Linked DNA regions of Mus musculus: region 1 is linked to region 2. A link is a loop called in an ENCODE intact Hi-C map of the cell type or tissue named here. Cell type or tissue: heart. All regions are shown on one strand. Links, peaks and the distances in the headings refer to the core of each region. The heading gives the core; the rest is flanking DNA. Region 1 holds the start of Ralb (v-ral simian leukemia viral oncogene B). Region 2 holds the start of Nifk (nucleolar protein interacting with the FHA domain of MKI67).

What was found. A loop is a pair of places that touch in the nucleus more often than their neighbours do. Peaks named below come from ENCODE experiments on the same cell type or tissue, not always from the same donor. Only the 100,000 strongest peaks of a DNase experiment are listed, where the experiment ranks them.
Region 1: it touches region 2 in a loop (4-fold over the local background); 2 of 42 quality-filtered maps call a loop at or near these places.

What each region holds. Positions count from the first base shown.
Region 1 is chr1:119,499,131-119,510,246 of GRCm38, forward strand. It overlaps Ralb (v-ral simian leukemia viral oncogene B), which reads right to left and starts at 5,652. Exons shown (of 5, transcript NM_022327.5): 1 at 5,447-5,652. It also overlaps the pseudogene Gm29454. In heart, for the core only: no CTCF peak of the experiment used is centred there; DNase peaks (open chromatin) are centred at 2,971, 4,831, 5,781, 9,611 and 2 weaker places; H3K4me3 peaks cover 2,769 bases; H3K27ac peaks cover 5,131 bases; H3K27me3 peaks cover 8 bases.
Region 2 is chr1:118,315,138-118,326,253 of GRCm38, forward strand. Nifk (nucleolar protein interacting with the FHA domain of MKI67) reads left to right here and starts at 6,706. Exons shown (of 7, transcript NM_026472.4): 1 at 6,706-6,860; 2 at 8,445-8,588. The coding sequence starts at 6,756. In heart, for the core only: CTCF peaks have their summits at 5,758 (motif pointing left) and 6,611 (motif pointing right); a DNase peak (open chromatin) is centred at 6,694; H3K4me3 peaks cover 2,302 bases; H3K27ac peaks cover 1,373 bases; H3K27me3 peaks cover 461 bases.

The sequences.
Region 1 (11,116 bases), core at 2,157-10,156, 1.2 Mb after region 2:
GCGGTGTGAAGCTCTGGCTTCAGATCCCCAGGACCCATGGAAACAGTGTAGTGATCTCTCTATAATCCCAACAGAAGAGGCAGAGACAGGACAATCCTTGGGACTCACTGGCCAGCCTGTCTAACAGAATGGGCAAGCCTCAGCTTCAATTGGAGACCACATCTCAAATCGGAAGGTGGCCGGGCATAGCGTTTAACATCTTTAATCCAGTATCTGAGAGGCGGAGGCAGGAGGACCTCTGAGAGCGGCAGGCCAGCCTGCTCTATATAATGATGCCTCTGTTTGCACTACCTCAGATTGGGGATTACACAGTGAGACCCTGTCTCAAAAATAAAATTAAAGACTCCTCATCACCATGAATGTCCTGGCAGGTGCTCTCAAGAGCACCAAAAATGCTGAGAAGAGAGGCAAACGCCGGGTCCTCATCAGGCCATGTGTCAAAGCCATCGTTCGGTTCCTAACTGTGATGATGAAGCACGGTCACATGGTGAGTTTGCATCACTGATGATCACAGAGCTGGGAAAATCAATGTGAACCCTCACGGGCAGGTTGAGCAAGTGTAGCGCGATCAGCCCTAGGTTTGATCTGCAACTCAAACACCTAGAGAAATGGCAGAACAATCTGTGTCCACGCTGTCAGTTTGGTTTCCTTGTGCTGACAACCCCAGCTAGCATCAGGGACCACAAAGAAGCGAGACCAAAACACACAGGAGGGAGACCCCTGGGGTCCTTTCTCTAGAGGTGCAAAGCTCAAACAGAAAAGCCTCCGTAGACTATAAAATAAAATAAAATAGAATTAAAATTTAAAAAGTAATTAGGCGGAAGAACAGGTGAGACGGCTCAGCAGAGGAAGGTGAAACCGCCAAGCCTGGCAGCCCAGGTTCTATCTCTGGGAACCACATGGTTGGAGAGAGAGAGTCCATGTTGTCCTCTGAGCTCCACACATGTGTGCATACAATCTCCACACACACGAACTGATAATCATTTTCAGCTGCTCACCATGGAGATCAAAGATCACTTTATCAACATTTTTTTTTTTTTTGCCCACCAACTTGTTTTAGAGTTGATCTAAAAGAATCTCTGTGTTCTATTTGGTTTGGGGAACAGTAAGATTTAAATTTCTAATTTCTAAAGCGACTGCATATTTGGCTGATTAATTCTAGTGTCTAACGACAAAGAACCAGAAGAAAGAACATGAAATTTCAAGTATACCATGGAAGTTTCTAGAACAGCAGGAACCCAAGATGTGTCTTTATCCTCTACAGTACCCACATGCTTTGGAAGGCACCCCAACAAAAACCACCTCAATAGTGTCTAGTCTAAAGAGTGCTTATAAAGAAGCTAGGTAAGGTGGTATACGCCGTTAATCCTATGCTTAAAAGGCAGAGGCAGGTGGATCTCTGTAACTCAGAGGTCAGCCTGGTCTACATAGTGAGTTCCCAGGATAGCCAGGGCTACATGAGAGACCTTTCTCAAAACAAAAACACACAAACAGAAAACCTTTTAAAAGAAAAAAAAAAGTTGGAAGCTAGTCTTGGAGAAGGCCTGTGGCAGTCTGGATGTGACTCAGTTGTGGAATGTGAGGCTAGCACGCATGAAGTCCCGGTTCAATCCTCAGCACTGCCTAAACCACGTATAGAGGTGTGCGCTTGTTATCCCAGCACTGAGTGCGTAGAGGAAGGAGGACCAGAAGCTCACAGGAGTGCAGGGAGCAATGGATTAGTGGTAAGAGAGCTGGTTGCTCTTCCAGAGGACTTGGGTTCGGTTCCCAGCACCCATACAGTGACTCAAATCCACCTCTCTCACCTCAAGGGAACTGGAGGGAACCTCAAGCAAGGGTTCTGACCTCTTCTGACTCCTGCACACATGGGACACATAAACAGACACAGGCACATACATACACATAAAAATACATGTAGAATTAAATTTCAAAAAAAGAAAATTTCTTGCCCATCTAACAGCAGTAGATTAGAAGTAATTGTCAACACATAATTCTCTCTCTCTCTCTCTCTCTCTCTCTCTCACACACACACACACACAAGGGACTCCTGTGCTAGTGAGAAATATAGGGCATGGGTTCTTGTGTTTATTTTGTCTTACTGGAGACCTTCCCAGTTCACAAAGTTCCAATGGAATAGCTCTGCTTGTTATTACGTTTCCAACTGCAGCTTCAGACAAGGTCTCCAATGGTTCCCACGTTCAGAAATGAGATGAATGGGGAAGTTTGGTCACAGACTCCAGAGAGGTTTGCCATGATGGAACAACACAGCACAAACTCCCGGGGTTCAAACTTGTTATGGAGCCTTAAGTCATTGTTCCCAAGGCCTTCAAGTTCCTAAGAACTTCAAGGCAACAGTGACGATATTTCTCTTCCACTCTTTGTGTCTGAGTCGACACAGGCGTGCATGCACATCTGTTTGTGCCGTGGGTGCTCTGCACACGTGTGCACATGCACGGTGAGGCTGAAGCTGATGTCAAGAATCATCCTTAAGAAAACCCGTGGCTCACTGGTATGGCAAGACTCGAGAGCTAGCCCACTTTCTCCAGAGATCCCGTCTCCACCTTTGTGTGCTGGAGTTACAGACAGGCTGCCATCCCACCAGGCATTTATTTGGGCTCTGGGGATCCAAGCTCCAGTCCTTCCTTACACTTGTAAGGCAACTGCTTTAAGCACAGAGCCATCTCCGTGGCCTAAGAATTAAAAAATCTCCATCCCCAGCACCAAAGCAACCAAACAGACAAAACATCAAGAACCAGCCCCGAGTACACCTCTAATTCCTCCACCATTAAACATTCACGAGAAACTCTCCAGACTCCATTTAAGGTTCCAATTCTCATGTTTCTATCTTTACGTGTCTAGGTCCTATTTTCCAAAAGCTATCTAGTAACTCACACCCACACTTTCCTGGAACAACATCTCCTCGGGCACAGTAAAACCTCGCTGGGATCTCAGATAAGAGCAGCCGTGCTGTTTCCAGTGGGAAGTAACTGGAAAGGAAGGGGAGGAGCTGGGGAGCAACCCTGGGGATGGGGGCTGCTTAGTCGTGCACAAGGCACTGTCCAACTCCTAGAACATTGTAGTGTGTTTGTGTGTGTGTGTGTGTGTGTGTGTGTGTGGTGTGTACATACACATTGCGCACAAAAATAAAAATTCTGAGGAGGGGGCTAGAGAGATGGCTCAGTGGTTAAGAGCACTGATTGCTCTTCCAGAGGTCCTGAGTTCAATTCCCAGCAACCACATGGTGGCTCATAACCATCTGTAATGGGATCCGATGCCCTCTTCTGATGTGTCTGAAGACAGCTATAATATGTTCATATACATGAAATAAATAAATAAATCTTAAAAAAATAAAATAAAAAGACTCTGAGGAGGTCAGAATCAACAGAGCACCTACAGGGCCCACACCGCAGCTGGTTTCCCCTAACGTTAGTTTCCTGTGAGTGGGACAGACTTAAGACCCCACTTAAAAAGAAAGAGAAAAGCTCCCACGCCAAGAGAGTGCTTAGTGGAGAGAGGGGCTTGCCACACAAGCCTGACAACCAGTTTGGTTCTGAAAATTAAAAGAGGAAGGAAAAGAAAAACTCTACAAAGCATCCTCTGTCTGCCACATGTGTGCATAGCATGCGTGCGTGCGCGCGCGCACGCGCGCACACACACACACACACACACACACACACACACACACACACACCATAAGTAACCTGGTGGGGGCTGGGGAGACGGCTCAGCAATTAGGAGCATCTGCTACTCCTCCAGAGGCCTGCTTGGTTCCCAGGGCCCATGCAGGGCAGCTCACAACAGTTTGTAACTCCAGCTCCAGGGAATCCCAGCCACGCCCTCTTCTGGCTTCCAAGGGTTCCTGTCCCACACATATGCACACATAAAAATAAATCTAAAAAATACAAACATATATACAGATATTTGCATAGTCACATGTAAATAAAATTACAAGAATGCATACACATACACATATATACTCATACACTCATGCACACACACACACACATCACAGCTTCAGCAGGGGGGCATTTCATGGAATCCTAGAACCATGCCCACTCCCACACCTTAAACACTGCCTACTGGATTGGAAGCTGACAGTGGGGGTGGGCAGCCAACTCTTTCAGAGCTCAGAGAAGACAAAGGGCCTCCTCTAGACCACGGCACTAAGAAAATTCCAGAACCAGGCTGGGGATTTGGCTCTGCTGGTAGAGTTCTTGGGCATATAGGAAGCCCAGAGTTCCAGCCCCACCACTGCATGGACCAGGCATGGTAGAATACAGTTATCACAACACTCAAGGGGTAGAGGCAGGAACGTCACATGTTCAAGGTCACTCTAGCTATCTATCAAGTTCCAGGCCAGCCTGCGCTACAAAAGATCATGTCTCATACACACAAAGTTCCAAAACCAGGATCAACCTTGGCTCACACCTCCTTCTCAATATTCAGCACCTCCCTTTATGGCTCTCACAATTTCACCACCTCAATCCAGGCTTAAGCGGCGCCACTTTGACATGTTCTGAGACTTAACATGTAAGATTCTTGCTCTGATTAAAACTATCTTCACTTGGCACATCCAAAGCACACTCCCTGCCCCTCTGAGGATAAGCCTTGATCATTCAATAAACCCAAACTTAAGAAAGGTGGTTAGGAAATGAAAGCAGAGCCAGAGCGAGAGGATCTCTGTTCTTCAGGGATTGAAGGCAAGTGAGGGTAAGAACTATCAGTCCATTCCAGACCCTCTTCCAGAACACCCTGGTAACACCAATCCCTAGATTCCAGGATTCACTTGGAAATGAACTCTAGGAAAAAGGACCCTGCTGTGGGTGCCGCGCCCTCTGGGGACACTCAAGTCTGGGCCACAAGCAAGTCTGAGCCACGAGCTGACTTGGCTCAGAGAACCGGGTCAGGAAAACCCTTCAAGCCACGGTGCTTCTAAAAACCACCTTTGATGCTAGTCACACTCTGAAAGGCAACTGGAAGACAGAATCAAAAAGTAATTCACAACCAACAAATCCCTACAAACTTCTTGAACCCAGCTCCCAGGTCACCCAAAGTACAAGTTCCTACCTTTAAGAAAGAAGTTTGGGCAACATTTTATGGATCTGAAAGGGACGGAGGAAGTGGACCAACTCAGGAGGGAGGCCCGAAAAGGCAGGAAGTGGCCATTTGTGGAAAAAGGGAAGGACAGGCAGCAAGGGAAGAGAAACTGGGGCGCCTCCCCCATGTCCTCAGCACCCCCAGATCCGGCTGGGAGTCTCTCCGGCTTTCCCAAAAGACACCTTTCAAGCCAAGCGGGGCGCAGTCCGGGGCGTTGTCCTTCATGAGACGTGTCCCTCCCTCCCAACGTGGAACTAGGAGGCCTGCAATCGCGCGGAGAGCGTACTCACTTCCCTATCCTAGGGCGCACCCCTCGTCTGCGGTCCCCTGCGGGGCACAGCATCCTTACCTGGGGGAGCCGTCCCACCGCCGCTCTGGCTATGCGCACAACCAGAATCGCCGCTCTCACGAGCGCCCCGCCCCGTCCTGGGGCCGGACCCCAGCTGTCCCCAGTCGATTTGTCATTGAGGAGTGGTGAGCTCGCGCGTCCCCACCCCCCGGAGCGCGTTCCCGCTGTCCGCCCGGCAACCCTGTCCTCTCCAGAGGCAGCCCTCCCTTCCGTTCTCCGAGGCCACGCCTATTGACCAATCCGAAGAGGTACTTCCAAACCTTCACCAATGAGAAAACACATTGAGTGTGTGGGCGTGGCACCCACGGAACGGCCCCACCCATTCCCCCTTCCTTTCGGCTCCCCAGCCGGACTCGCGCACGTGACCGCTGCTGCAGTGGCAGAGCTTGGGAACTGGTCTGGGGACGCCGGGGCGTGGGCGGGTGCACTCCTGGGGAAGCCGGAGCCAGGCCAGAGTTGTGAAAAAGCCAAGAAAGACTGAGCTGATAGAAGCCAATGAGGAGGACTGTGTGGCCAAGTGTGGCCTGCGCCCTAGTGTGGAAGGTGATAAGCAGCTTTGAAGACCCTTGGTCAGGGACTGGAAACTCCAGGTGGCATCGCCTCTAGCTTCGCCCATGACACCCTACTAGTAAAGGAATTACAGCTATTAATTTGACCTAGGTCACAGGCCAGGTCAGGAACCCTAACCCTAGCTATAGCCAGCGGCAAGAACTACAAGCTGCAGGCTGCCCTTCATCACCCTCCTACGCTCAGGAGCTTATTTTCTTACGCGTTTTCGACTAGGGTTGATTTTCCCAGCTGAACATTAGCCACTTCTCACTGCCACAGTTGTGTGATACCCCACCCACCCGTACGAACTGGTGCTTTTCACTGTATGGTAATTAATAATTCAACGTTTGTTTCTGATCTTTAAGGAGGGAAACAGTGATAACCGTAGCCCGCACTGTGTAATTATTCTTGCTGATAATTCTAAACTAGGATACTTGTATATTATATCAGAGGCTTTTGTGCTTTGTTTAAATGGTTCCATACCAGCAACTAACAGACCTAGTCCTCCCACTGACAGCATAAGGAGAAGCCAAGTCTCCCTGGGCTAGCAGGTGGCTGGAGGGGTAAAGACACCCGCAGAGACAAGCCCCACAGCCTCAACAGACTTGGACCCCTGTAGACCCCTGGGAACCACATAATGGGAAGAGAAAACTGGCTCCCTCAAGTTGTCCTCTGATGTGCACTCCCTCTTCTCTCTCTCTCTCTCTCTCTCTCTCTCAACCTTCCTCCCTCTGCACACGCAAATTTAAAAGAAAGAAAAACTGCCAGGGCTCTTAAAAAAAAAGATTTATTTTATGTGCATGGGGGTTTCTTTCTCTTTTTGGGGGGTGGTGGTGGGAGGGGAGGGGTGGTCTTATTTTATTGTTTTTTGTTTTTTGTGTGAGACAGGGTTTCTCTGTGTGACTGCCCTGGCTGTCCTGGAATTCACTTTGTAGACCAGGCTGGCCTCAGACTCATAAAGATCTGCCTGTCTCTGCCTCCTAGTACTGGCATTGAAGGCATGCAACACCATGCCTGGCTATGTGCATGGTGTTTTACCTGCACTGAATCTATGTACACCACATGGGTGCTGAGTGCCTGCAAGAGAGGGTACGGATCCCCTGGAACTGGCATTACGGGTTCTGAACCATCGTATGGGTGTTGGGAACTGAACTTGGGTCCTCTACAGAAGCAACAAGTGCTCTTAGCTGCTGAGTCATCTCTCCAGACTGTACAGGAGGCACTTTCAAACAGCTCTCTGCAGAGTTCATAACCTGGGAGAATCACACTGAAGTCTGACAGAGTCAGGAAGTATGGGCTGAAGGAGAATTCCTCCACGTAACCAGCAGTCATGTAATTAGAGAGCACTCAGCCTCCATGCACCTCTGATCCCAGCTAGCCAGTAGGAGCAATACCTCTAGCTGTAGGTACACAGGGCTAAATGAGGTTACACACAGAGTTAATGAGAAAAGCACAAATGCAGACTACCACGGTGAGGGGCAGCAGATGCCATCGTGAAGGCTGCAGCATGTCCCGACTTCCTCCTCAGGCAAGCCTCGATGATCAGATGCAAGCTTAGACAATAATCTGTCCACGCGTGAAATGACGCTTCAGGAGACAGAGTCAAGAATTGGTTTACCAGACAGGCCAGAATTTCCCTGGTCTTGCCCCCTCCCACCTCCATGTAGCCCCGAGGCTGTGGCCCACCTTTCCTGGAGTGTGTTACAGCTGTTCCTGTCCCTTCCACACAGGATGCACTGGGCTGTCTGAAAAGGCTGATGCGTGCTCTACTCCTGGAATTCATGAGTTACACTGGGACCCCATCCTAAGAGTCTTGTTCAAGGTCTAGACATTCCAAGTCCCACCAGAGAGCGACAGGCACAGAAACAGCACTCTGTGTAGTGACTCTCGCACAGGACATGTGCCCTGCTGTGGAAAGGGTGCTGAGATGGCTCGTGACAGGTCTCAGGTGGGGCCCTTGTTCTCCATGCTCCTTCTCCAGGGTCTCAGAAGCAAGAATATGTGATGCCCAGTAGGGCCCCCTGGGAACCATTTAACCTGCTGATGCCATGGGAAGAAGGTTCTAGACACTCCCTCCTTCAGAAGTACGTGCTGAGCACCGTGGGCATCTTCTGTGCTGTTTGATGAATTGTTTTCTCCCCAGGGTGCTAGGTAACACTGAACTTCTTATCGCCTTTAGTGCTGGATCCAGGATGGGTCCTTCCAGGGAGGAGGAGGAGGGGAGCAGAGCCAGTAGTGGGGGCTCTTCCCTCCACACAACCCCAGCCCTGGGGCATTCCCTGCTGGGGAACAGTAGTCAGTGACTTTGCTCCACTACAGTGGTAGTGGTGGTGGGTACAGGAGCCTTTCAGCCACGACTTCGTGCCCAGCCATGCAAACTGGCATTTCGGCTGCTCCTGTTCTGGTTCTCGCCAAGGCTTCTGTGGGGCTTCTCCTGTGGGAGTTCAGATCTTGGCCCTGCCCAAAGGCAAAGGAGGTAACTGTGTGCAACTCTCTTAGGGGCACTTCTGAATTCCCGACCCTTCATGTGTGCTACCCAGAAGCCGACTTTCCCCATGACTCATGGGGTGTGATTGGGAGAACAGGGAGAGTACATTGTGATGGAGTATGGCCTGGGATGATCTAGAACACAACTGGACAGGCCTGCTGCTTCCTCTGTTGAGAGGATGGCTTACTGAGACTTTGGAGCCACTTGGCTTGTGGCAGTAGCTCTCAAGGGTGGTGGTGGTTGGCAGGGGTAGCTTTGGCAAGGCTCTGCCTTAAAAACGGGGACCTGAGTTCAACCTTCAGAACACATATTTAAAAAGGAAAATAAAAATAAAGAAGAGCCTTCATGTGGTGGCATACATCTGTGACTCCTGTCCTGGGGAGACTGGAACAGGGGAATTCTTGGGGCTCACTGGCCTACTTGGTGAGTTCTAGTTGTCGGTGTCTTAAAAACAAGGTGGACTGCAGCTAGAGAGGTGGCTCAGAGGCTCAGAGCACTGGCTGCTCTTGCAGAGGACCTGGGTTCAGTTCTTAGCACCTATATGGTGGCTCACAACTGTCTGTAACTCCAGTTCCAGAGAATCTGCTGCTTTCTTTCTATATATTCAGGCTCCTGTGTCCACACAGTGCATATATATACATCCAGGCACACAGCTGAGGAATGACAGCCAAGGTGGTCCTCTAACTTCAGTTCTCAAGATCGCGCTCGCGCGGGTGCACGCACACACACACACACACACACACACACACACTGACATAGGTGAATAAATAAATAGCTCTGTCAACACATGCTGTGTGACCCAAAGCAAACCACTTCACCTCTCTGAGTTGAGGTCCACCCTCTGTACCAGGGGAGTCACTACCTGACTGTTTCGTGCAGAATGCCTCCTCCCTCCACCTTAGGCCCTGCTTCTGAAACATCCACCATTTAGAATCCAGACTAGAGGGAAACCCTCGAAGTTGAAGAGCACTGGCCCTCCCCCTAGGCTGGCTCTTTTTAAAGGGAAAAAACAATCTCCTGGGCAGAATTCCCCTCCATCCTTTCTTTGTATTCAGGCTTCTGGGGAAACACCAGATCCCACAGTGCTTTCCTTCCTGGCTCCCCCACCCTCCTTCCAGAAATTCCCCAACGGCTGCCAAGCTTTGACACAAAGAGACAGTTTAGCAGCCAGCGTCTGGGTAGGTAACCTGGGCCATAAGCCAGCCCCCTTCACCCCAGCACATGACTCCTGGGGACACAGGAGAAGAGTAAGACCCAGGACAGGCACTCTGGGGAGGGCCCAGTTGTCACCCGTGTCAAGGGTGCCTTTGACATTGAGGGCCCCAGCCAGGCTGGGTTCCACCCTCAGCATGGCCTAACTGAAGCATGGTGGAGCCTTCCTATGGTCCCAGTGCTTATGAGGTGGAGGCAGAGGGATCAGAAATTCAAGGCCTCGGCCAGAGAGAGGAAAGAGCAGTAAAGGCACCTGGGGACAGAGAGTGTCGCATCTAAGAGACAGTTCTTTGTCTGCTTGGCAGTTGTTGCGTGATAAATCCAGATGGGAAATCTAACCCATCCCCCCTGATGCCTGGGAGGGGGACCAGGAGAGTACACCACTTAAAGGGTCCCTGCTTCCTCCTCTTCCTCCTTCTTCTTCTCCTCCTCTCCCTCTTCCTCCTTCTTTCCCTCTTCCTCCTCCTTTTCCTCTTACTCCTCCTATCTTTGCTGAATTCAAAGGCTCAGCACACCAGGCTCACATGTACCCAAGGTTGGAATGGAGGACTTGGGGGATGAGGGTGAGAACCAGGCTGGAGTTGGGGGTGATCTCAGTAGAAGGTGCCCGTGCTGCTCCCCTTGGGCTCTGAGCTCCATCCTCAGCACCGTGTAGCAAGAAGCATAAGGAAAAAGCCAGTGTTAGAGCGAGAGAGGCTCAAGGGAACTGGATTCCATCCGTGGAAGCCCAGAATGGGAGCCCACAAGAAAATCAAAGTCCTGTGCAGTCCATCTTCTCTACCCATACTCAAGGCAACCCGGATGGCAAGCACATGCTTTCCACCTTACGTCTCAGCCAGGGCTGCAGGGACAGAGAGTCCAGGACGGAGACTGACTCATTCTGACTCAGGGCTGACACCTCACAGCCAGTTTTTGTACCCTCCCTGCCTGGCCAACAAGCCACCACCTCAGCCTGCTGTACAGGAAATCAAGACCTAGGTGCCACCCTTCTCAGTGACTCCTGAAGTCCCCGATAACACTCAGCCCCTTAATTCACCCAAGACCTTCTCCCAAGGCTCCCTAGGTGATGCCTGACTCTCCTCCCATCCTATGGCGTCCCCATGTCTCCTCTTCTGTTGCTCTTGGTTGTCATTCTTGTGCTTCTCACAAAGGTAAAGTGACTGTCCAAGCAGGAATGGGGATATTCTAAGGAGACACTTGTGACTTTCTTTGGCTGAGTATTGAAGCAATGGACCCCAAGGAATTGGAATTGCCCCAGGAGTCTACTGTGGGACAAGGAAAAGCCTGCTACCTGGTGCCACTCACAGGGGAGATCTCGGCACCCAGGAAGAGATCCCACACCGTTCTGATGATTAGTCAGACCACCTTGCAGGAGAGAGTTCAGACAGACTGGAGGTCAGTGATGGACAGGAGCACACCTT
Region 2 (11,116 bases), core at 1,621-9,620:
AGTTATAGAGTGACTTTTAGGACAGTAAGGACTACACAGAGAAACACTATATAGAAAAATGAAACAACAAAATGTCTTGAGACAAAGAAGGTCTTGATCTGTAACCTTGGCTGGTCTGGGATTTGCTAAGTAGACCAAGCTGGTGTGAGTTGTATTGCTTGATCCTGAGATCTGCTTCCCAAATTCTGGGATAGACACATGTGACATCACATCTGAGACCTAATTTTTTTTGAACTTTTATATTCTCTCTCTCACACTATCTTAGTTAGGGTTTCTATTGCTGTGAAATGACACTATGATCAAGGCAACTCTTATAAAGGAAAACATTTCATTGTGGCTGGCTTACTGTTTCAGGGGTTTAGTCCATTATTGTTATGCCCAGTTTGCAAGACCCTCCAGAGACCACCAGGGACCACAACTCAAGTGTAATCACATGACAGTCTTTATTTGAGTTCAGACTCAGGCCAAATCCTCCCTGAGCAACAAGATAGGAAAGCTATGCGCCGATCTGGGCTTAGGATTTATATAGGGAAGATTTGCAAGCTGGGGCTTCTGAGCATTGGCATTACATAATTGGGTAAATGGGTAAAGGAATTTTTTTTTTGTTTTTTCTATTCACATGTGATTTTTTTATTGGATATTTTATTTACATTTCAAATGTTAAACTGATTGATTCCCTGTTTGCCCCCTGGGAAGCCCCCTATCCTATCCCCTCTCCCCCTGCTTCTATGAGGGTGGTCCCCAACCCGCCCACCCACTTCCTCCTCCCTATCCTCGAATTCCCCTACACTGGGGTAACAAGCCTTCACAGGACCAAGGGCCTCTCCTCCCATTGATGCCCAACAAGGCCATCCTCTGCTACATATACAGCTGGAGCCGTGGGTCCCTCCATGTGTACTCCTTGGTTGGTGGTTCAGTCCCTGGGAGCTCTGGGGGTTCTGGTTGGTTGATATTGTTATTCTACCTATGGGGTTACAAACCCCTTCAGCTCCTTCAAACCTTTATCTAACACCTCCAATGGTTGGCTGTGAGCATCTGCCTCTGTATTTTCAGGCTCTGGCAGAGTCTCTCAAGAGACAGCTATATCAGGGTCCTGACAGCATGCACTTCTTGGCATCAACAATAGTGTCTGGGTTTGAAGACTGTATGTGGGATGGATCCCCAGGTGGGGACACCTCTGGATGGCCTTTCCTTCAGTCTCCTCCACACTTTGTCTCCATACACTTGTATTGGTTTTCCTTCTTCTTGAGCTTCATGTGGTCTGTGAATTGTATCTTGGATATTATGAACTTTTGGGCTGATATCCACTTATCAGTGAGTGCATACCATGTGTGTTCTTTTGGGGTTAGGTTACCTCACTCAGGATGATATTTTCTAGTTCCATCCATTTGGATAAGAATTTCATAAATTAATTGTTTTTAATAGCTGAGTAGTACTCCACTGTGTAAATGTACCACATTTTCTATATCTATTCCTATTTCTATATCTATATCTATATCTATCTGTTGATGGACATCTGGGTTCTTTTCAACTTCTGGCTATTATAAATAAGACTGCTATGAACATAGTGGAGCATGTGTCCTTATTACATGTTGGAGCATCTTCTTGGTATATGCCCAGGAGTTGTATTGCTTGATCCTCTGGTAGCACTGTGTCCAAGTTTCTGAGGAATTGCCAGACTTATTTCTGGAGTGGTTGTGCCAGCTTGCAATCCCACCAGCAATGGAGGAGTGTTCCTCTTTCTCCACATCCTCGCCAGCATCTGCTGTCACCTGAGTTTTTGACCTTAGCCACTCAGTATTCCTCAGTTGAGAATTCTTTGTTTGGCTCTGTACCCCATTTTTAATAGGGTTATTTGTTTCTCTGGAGTCTAACTTCTTGAGTTCTTTATACATATTGGATAATAACCCTATATTGGATGTAGGATTGGTAAAGATCTTTTCCCAACCTGTTTGTCCTATTGACAATGTCTTTTGCCTTACAGATGCTTTGCAATTTTATGAGGTCCCATTTGTCAATTCTTGATCTTATAACACAAGCCATTGCTGTTCTGTTTGGGAAATTTTCTCCTGTGCACATATATTGGAGGTTCTTCCCCACTTTCTCCTCTATAAGTTTCAGTGTACCTGGTTTTATATGAAGTTCCTTGATCCACTTGGGCTTGATCTTTGTACAAGGAGATAAGAATGGATCAATTTGCATTCTTCTACATTTTTCCCAAGTGGAACCAGCACCATTTGTTGAAAATTCTGTCTTTTTAGCCACTGGATGGTTTTAGCTCCTTTGTCAAAGATCAAGAAACCATGGGTGTGTGGGTTCATTTCTGGATCTTCAATCCTATTTCATTGATCTTCCTGTCTGTCACTGTACTAGTACCATGCAGTTTTTATCACAATTGCTGTGTAGTACAGCTTGAGGATGGTGATTCCCCCAGAAGTCCTTTTATTGTTGAGAATAGTTTTCGCTCTCCGGGTTTTTGGTTATTCCAAATGAATTTGCAAATTGCTCTTTCTAACTCTATGAGGAATTGAGTTGGAATTTTGATGGGGATTGCATTGAGTCTGTAGATTGCTTTCAACGTGATGGCCATTTTTACTATATTACTCCTGCCAATGCATGAGCATGGGAGATCTTTCCATCTTCTGAGATCTTCTTCAATTTCTTTCTTCAGAGACTTGAAGTTCTTGTCATCACAGCCATTTCCCCATGGATTCTGGACATGGGAACTCAGCTCTTAAAGCTTGAACAGCGAACACTGCACACTGACCTTCTCTCCAGGCCCCGGTCCAGATGTGTTTGTGGCTGCCCTCCTGTCCAATGACTTCTGAATAGAAGACTGGGCTTGCTTCCATCATTTCCTGGTGGTACCACCTGGAGCAGAACCTAGTTTTTAGAATTCTTGACATTTTTTTCTCAATTTCTCCAAGAAGGTCTTCTAGAATGATTCTGCTTCTGGAAAGATGGATTTGAAACACTTTTCTTCCTTCCTGCTGCTAAGTATTGATAAAGGTAAGAACCATGGAGGTTACATAGAAACAGTTGCAAGGAGGTACCGAAAGTCTGAGTAGACAGAGCATGCAGGGTCCACACAGTTTAAGACATTGCATGAAAGTACCAGGTGTGCAGCTCATTCCTGTCCTCCCAGAACTTGGGACATTGAAGCAAGAGGATCATCACAAGTTCCAGGCCAGCCTAGGACACAAAATAAGACCCTGTTGCAAACAAACATCTTTTTTAAAAGGAGATTTCTCAGGGCTGACTAGGTGACTCAGTGGTGAAAATACTTCCTGCTCTTGCAGAGGACTCAGGCTTCCAGAACCCATGTAGCAGCTCATGGTTATCTGCAAGTGCAGGATCAGAGAAATCTGACTCCTTCTGTCCCCCATGCACATCAGGCAGGCACATATTACATATGCATACATACATACATACATACATACACATGCATATATAGTTACATGAACACAAGCAATGTAACTAAAACAAAATGAAAGTAAATAAATATTTTTAAAAGAAGATGAGAAGTGTGGAGGAAAAGCAAGCAAGGCACATGCAGGGTCCATGGCTTTAGGAGGCACAACAGGTGTGTGGGTCCATGCTTTTAATCCCAGCACTCAGGAGACATCAGCAGAAATATCTCTGTGAGTTAGAGGTCAGTCTACTCTATTTATAAGTGCCAGGGCAGCCAGGGCTACATAATGAGACTGTGTTAACAGAACAGAAAATCAGAGAAGGAATAGAAGAACTCGATGACATCACAAGTAGCAGGTCCTGGGCTGGGGATATAGCTCTAGAAGTTGAGGGCTTACCAAGAATGTGAGTTCCTGGATTTAACTGCAGTACTACATAAATCAGATGTGACGGTTCAAATAAGAATGCCCCCATACATGGGATGATGTATTTGAGTATGTGGTCCCCAGTTGGTGGAACTGTTTGTGAAGAATTAGGAGGTGGAGCCTTGTTGGAGGACATGTATCACTAAGGGAAGGCTTTGAGGTTTCAAAAGTCCATACCATTACCAGACATCTTTCTGTCTTCCTGCTACTTATGGGTTAGGATATATGCTCTCAGCTCTCAGTGCCCTGCCTGCCTGCCTGCTGCCTGCTGCCTGCTGCCTGCTGCCTGCTGCCTGCTGCCTGCTGCCTGCTGCCTGCTGCCTGCTGCCTGCTGCCTGCTGCCTGCTGCCTGCTGCCTGCTGCCTGCTGCCTGCTGCCTGCTGCCTGCTGCCTGCTGCCTGCTGCCTGCTGCCTGCTGCCTGCTGCCTGCTGCCATACCCCCTACCATGAGTGTCATGGACTCACTCTCTGAAATGTAAGTTCTAAATAGATTCTTCCTTCTATAAGTTGCCTTGCTGGTGATGTGTCACCACACTATTAGAAAAGTAACTAAGGTGCTGGGTGAATTGTGCATGCCAGAACTTGGGAAGTAGAAGCTTTGTGTTTACAGAAGATGGGCTCTCTCAACTCTCTTGGCTGCCTGCCCATGCTTCCTGCTACCATTTGCTGCCATGACTTCTCTGCTATCATGGACTCTTCCTCCGGAGCTATATACCAAAGTAAACTCCTTTCCCCATAATTTCCATTGATCAAGGTGTTTTATCACAGCCACAGGAAGGTAACTGATACACTCAGGAAGAGGGAGCTTCAATTAAGGAGTTGCCTCCATCAGATTGGCCTGGGGATGTGTCTTTTGGGGCATTTTCTTGATTGGTGGCTGACGTAGGAGAGCTCAGTCCACCGTGGATGCCAACATCCTTTGACAGATGGCCTGAGTTATATAAGAAAAGTGGTTGAGTGTGAGCCTGGGAACAAGCCAATAAGCAGTGGTCCTGCATGGTTTCTACTTCAGTTCTTGCCTTGGTTTCTCTCGATGATGGATTTTAACCTATAAGGAACAAAATCTTGCTTCTCCCCCAGGTTGGTTTTGGTTTGTCTTATCATAGCAACAGAAAGAAAACTAGGACATCCCCAGAGGACAGCCTGCTGGAGTTGGTCCTCACCTTCTACCATTTGGGTTCTATGGTCCAGTTCAGGCCTTCAGCCTAACCTCCATAGCCTTTACCCTCAGACCCATCTTGCCATTGATTGCCTTCCTCCTTTTGTAGGGACAGGGAGGGTCTCATGTATCGCTGGCTGCCTAGATGTTGGTTTACTCAGAGTTGGAAGTAGAAGCCAGAGCTTCATAAAAGGCAGGTAAGCTCTGTGCTGAGCCTGCACCTCCAGCCCCTCTTCCAGTGTTCCTTATGTCATAACATTCCCCAAAGGGGCTTAAGGAAGCCCCATCTCCCCAGAAGTTGCTCTCTTAGATAAAGGGCTTCTTTTTTTATCCACTGAGTCTCAAAAATATTTTGCTTAAAATAATCTTCAGACCGGGTCAGTAAGGTGGCTCAACAAGTAAAGGCACTTGCCACTAAGCCTGAGTCCCCAAAACCCATACCGTGGAAGGAAAGAACTACAGCAAGTAGTCCTTTGACCTAGACACATGCGATGCAGCACAAGGGTGCACACACCCATACTCACTGACAGGCATACACTACACACAAAATCAATCAACCTGTCAATCAATTAATCTATAAGTAAATAAACAAATGGAGAAAAGACAACTGTTTCAACATAAGAAACTCTTACAAGCTTCTCCTTTTGTTTTCTCAAAATTCCTATTGTGTTACCTAAAGAAACTTACTAGGGAACTCAAGAGATGGCTCTGTGGTCAAGAGCTCACAGTCCTTAATTCCAGTTCCAGTGTTCTGATGCCCTCTTCTGGCCACTGCAGGCACTGCACATATAGGGTACATATACAGGCAAAACACTCATCGCATAAAAATAAAATAAATGGGGACTAGACAAATAGCTCACAGTTAAAAGTATTTTCTGCTCTTCCAGAGGACTTGAGTTCAGTTCCCAGTACATTGGACATCTCTCAACAGCCTGAACTCCAAGTTCAGGAGATCCGACACCATTATTCTCTATGGTCATCTGAATTCCTGAACACATACCCACTCACAGACACAGGTGTATAATATCAAAAATATAAATAGGTGTTGGATTATGCTGTGGAGACTTCCATGATGAGGACTGGTGGAATTTCAAGTCCTGAACTTGAGAGACCTCGGGGACTGGTGGAATTTTTTTCTTGTAGGGCAGGGTCTGGCCACTCTCCCACTTTTGGATGGTTAGAAAACCATTAGGGACGTTGGAAAACATGCGGGGGTGGGGGGACTGGGGAGGTTGGCCACTGGATCTCCTCAGGCAGGGGCCTGGCCACTTTCCTGCTTGAGCGTTTACAAAGTTTACAAAAGGAGCCCACAGAGGGGAAGGCTTTTCCTGTTGCACGTTGGCATGAACAGGCAACGGGCATGGCTAATGTTTGAGACTTTAAATTTGTTTTTGAGTCCATGGAGCCCAGGCTGTCTTCGAACTATGTTTATGAGAATGGCGCTGAACTCCTGATCCTCCTGCCTCTACCTCCCAAGTGTTGGGATTACAGATGGGGGCAGGGGGCGTGGCTCCAGTCACATTTTATGAGGCACTGGGTTTCAAACCTAGGACTGAGAACAAGCGCTTCACCAACGGAGCCTTAATCCGATTTTAAATGTTTTTAGTTTGTGGCCAGTAGGTGGCGCTCGAGCTGCCTCAATTCTAGACACCGGGGCCTGCTCTTTTGCTACACTTCCGCCTCTACTTCCGCTTCCGAGACGCGAAGGAAACGTCACTTCCGAAGGCTCCGCGTGGATTGACTTGTTCGGGTTCTCCAGCATGGCTGGGTTAGCAGGCCCCGCGAAGCCGAGTCTGGCATTGAACCCGCAGGAAGACTCGCAGTTTGAGAAGGCTCTGACGCAGATCCAAGGGCGCACGAAGAAGGTGAGCGGCGCGGGGCGGCCGGGCTGGCTCGGGAGCCAACCTCTCACGGGCTGGGAGACGATGGTTCCAATCAGGGGACCGAGGCAGGTCAGGAATCGGTGTGAGGTGAAGGAGGAGGGGTACCACGTGTGGGAGCATGGCACCCCCAGATCTCAGAATGTGTTAAAGCTGCCACGCTTCCGCTTTGACCTGCAAAATGAGGGTTCATGGTCTACCGCAGCATTCGGAAGGTGTGTTATGTCCCCTTAGTTTGTAGTGCTTAGAAGACGGAGTAGACGTCCCGAAGCCCACGTCCTGGGAGGATCGAGAGTCAGAATACAGCTCAGGGTCAGAATTCAGAATAGGGCTTCAACCTGTCAACCTGTCGAGTTCAGTTTGTATGCAATGTCCCTAACGGAAGTTTATAGTCCCTTTGGTTTGCACCATGGAGTGCATTGGAGAGAACGACAGCTTTTCTTTTTTTATTGTTGTTGTCCTGGGGGTCTTTTGGGAGGGTCGCTTTTGTTACAGTGTCAGTATAGGGTTTATTGTAGCCCAAGCTCACCTCACATTTGCTGTGCAGTCGAGGTCTTGAACCCCCTATATCCACTTCATGAATACACTATAGGTCACCCGGTACCCTACCTGACAGGAAACAAGTTCTTGTTCTCTGGGGTCATAGTATGGTGATAGAGAAGGAGAGTCTGCACCATGAAGGTTAACAACCGGAAACAGTTAAGATTCGGTGTAATAAACTGCCAACTGCATTCGGAGTTGAAGGTCTTGGTTTCACAGTGTTACTCTGAACATGACAGACTGTTACTTGCTTGTCCATTTAGCTCTTGAACACATGTTGTGCTGACTGTTTTGTAGGGACAGGTGGGTGTGGACATATGTGTGCCTTGGTGTGCATCATGGTGCGTGCGTGTGTGGGAGTCTGTCTCTTGCAGAGTCTGTGGCTCTGTGTGATTGAACTCAGGCCTCAGCCTTGCTCAGCAAGTGCTTAAGGGAAGAGAGATACCAAACACGGAGTTTTTCAGTTTCTGCCCTGATAGAGTTATGAGTTTGTTCCTGGACCAAGGGGAAAGAATGGTGTTGAAAATTTGTTGCAGGCCAGGCAAGGTGACTTTTACCTTCAATCCTAGTGTTGGAGAGGCAGAGGCAGGCAGATCTCCACCTAGCCTCTGAAAGGACTTTAGGAAGCTGGGTGGCGGGGACACACACCTTTAATCTTAGCACTCAGGAAGCAGGGGCAGGTGGATCTGTGTGAGTTTGAGCCTAGCCTGGTCTACAAAGCTAGCTCCAGGACAGCTGGGGCTACCCAAAGAAACTCTGTCTCAAAAAAAAGAAAAAGACATTAGAATTAATTTACTCTGAGGTTATGGAATGGTAACATACTTTCGTTGAAAAATAAAGACCTTTGCAGGGCATGGTGATATAGGACTTTAATCTTAGCATTCAGCAGTTAGAGGCCAGCCAGGTCTACGTAGTGAGTTTTGGGCCAGCCAAGGCTCCATAGTGAGATCCGGCTCAGAAAAATGTGTATACGCACAAACGTTTTGGTGTAGTATGAGTTTGTATTTTTAAAATGTTTATCTGTTTTAGCCTCAGCAAAAGAAGAAAGAAAAACTTAACCGTGGAGTAGTTTATCTGGGCCACCTACCTTCAACACTTTCTGAAAGCCACATCTATAACTACTGTGCCCAGTTTGGCGACATTAGCAGATTCAGATTGTCTAGAAGTAAGCGGGTAAGATTCTGTTCCTGAATTCAACTATGTATATTTTGCTTGTCAATTGTATGTCATCCTTTGTATTCATAGGCACAGCGTTGTTACCTACAAAGTTCCTGCTCGGGAACTTTTCACAAGCCAGGCATGGTGGCACCCCCCTTAAATCCAGCACTCAGGAAGCAGAGGCAGGTGAATCGGTTTAAAGCCAGCCTAGTTTACATCATGAGTTCGGAGATACCCACAGCTACATAGAGAGAGCTTGTCTCTAAATAAAGTAAATATAAGTAAAGTGATTTTACAAATTGCAGTGGAATCACAAGAAAGTAAGCTTGGTGTAGTGGCCTGCCTTTAGTCCCAGCACTCAGGAGACAGGGACAGGCAGAGTTTGAGGCCAGTCACGGTTTCATAGTGTGGATTTCTATCTCAATAAAAAGCGGGAAATCATGAGGCTGTGGAGATAGCTCAGTCTATAACTGTCAACCTACAGAAGCCAGGAACGGTCATATGCGCATGTGATCTCAGTGCTGGGAACGTAAGGCTTGCTAACCAGCCAGCCGAGCTCAGCTCCAGGCCAATGACAGAGACACCCTGGGAAATGCCCAGAGGTCCGAGCGCTTGTGCCATAAACATGAAGTGGAACACGTGCACACACACCCCTTCTTCAAGCACCAAGTGAAAGGCCAGGTGTGACCCCAATATTGGAAGCTGGAGCCACTGATTGTAGAACTTGTTGCCAGCCAGTTAAGCCAAAAGAGCAAGCGACCAGCTCAAGAGAAAGTCCTGTCTTGAGAGAGTAGAAGGTACTGTGCGCGCTCCGGCCTCGGCCTGTGCACAGACAAGGTGGTGGAGCGCCTTGCGGAACAGCACTGAGACTTCATACTTGGAGTTGGCTCACCTTTGTTAGAAGGTTCTAGCTGGGAGCTCACCCGACAGGCCGAGGGCTGGATGTGCTTACAGGGCACAGCCACACGTTGCTTACAGGGCTTCCCTCGGGAAAATCGGGCAGCAAGGATTGAAATTTATATCAATCTCAAGAGCAGAATCAGTGTTCTAAGTGTTCATTTAACTAAGGTAGTTGCTTCTCGTCCTCAGACTACACAGACAAGTAGATCGTGTTTATTTTGCGACTGCTAACCCTGGGGTTAATGAACTTAAGTTTGGTTTATGTAAGGTTTCTCTAATAGAGCCCCTAAAACCACAGGAATCATTTTTTGTGAATTTGCTTTTACCGGGGTTTAAGTCAGGGGATGGAAATTGTCGCTTTGTGACCACCACCTTCTTGAGGCCTACTGCCAACTGATTCCTCCCTGGAAGAGAATTTCCTCCCCTGGGGACTCCTCCCGCTGGTTGCCTCTCCTAGTTCCCTGAGCAATTCTTCCTCTTGGGAGACTTGTGCTGTCCCATCTGTTCTTTTGTTTGCGTGTGGGGAAGGAGAAGACGAGTCTTGCATTGTCCTGAGGAGGCTCGTGGGCTTTGGCGCTTTCTTTGTGGGTCATTGAGTCTCCTGGAACTCGTCTGGAATGTAACTGCCGTCTCCTGCAGGTGCCATGGCCAACACAGCCAGCAGCCTCTTTCTTTCCTTTTGTCAAGTGTTTCTCCTCAGTTCCTCCAGCTTCCTGCTAATCTTAGTAGCCACTTCCTCTGCCTGAGTCATGGCTTCTAAATCCTGTAGACTCTACAGTCTCATAGGATAGCTATTCCTCACTTGCTCTAGAGGTTGCTCCCCAAATACATCTGATTCTTGATGTATTACTGCACTTGTTTGACAGCTACCAGGAGATGCAATCTTTGTTCACTGTTCAGCTAGTGAGATGCAGTGAAAAATGAGTCCATATTTACTCCAGAAACTTGGTTCCAGCTCGAGAGCCAAGAAGTGGCTCAGATGCTAGGATGAGCCATCACTTGCATGTCAGAGACCATGTATTTCAACAGGTTTTTAAATTTACATCTTCTAAGCACCTTTAAAGTGTTGGGTTTTGATTTGGTTGGTTGGAGTCGGAGATTAACTGTGGAGTTCTGGCTGTCCCAGACTTGCTACCTGGACCAGGCTGGCCTTGAACTTGTAGCTGTCCTACCTCTGCTTCCCAATTACTAGGATTATAGGCACTCATCACCATGCCCAGCTTAAAGGGAATTTTTATTATTTATCTGTCTGGGTATTCTGCCTGTCTATGTGTTTGTGAACCGCATGCATGCCTAGTACCTGCAGAAGCCAGAATGGGGGGCATCAGAGCTTCTGAACTAGGAAATTGAAGCTGCCATGTGGGTGCTGGGAATTGAACCCAGGTCCAGTGCTCTTAGCCACTGAGCAATCTCTCCAGCCCCTACAGCCTTCCTAATGCTGCAACCCTTCTATACAGTTCTCATGCGGCGGCCCACAGCCATGAAATTATTTCATTGCTACTTCATAACTCTGATTTTTGCCTGTGTTATGATGCTGGGGCTTAAACCCACCTTTTTGTCTGTGTTGGGCATCCAACCCTTGGCTTTTTGGTTTCTTTTCTTTCTTTCTTGATTACTTTTATTTATTAGAATGGGGCAGGAGT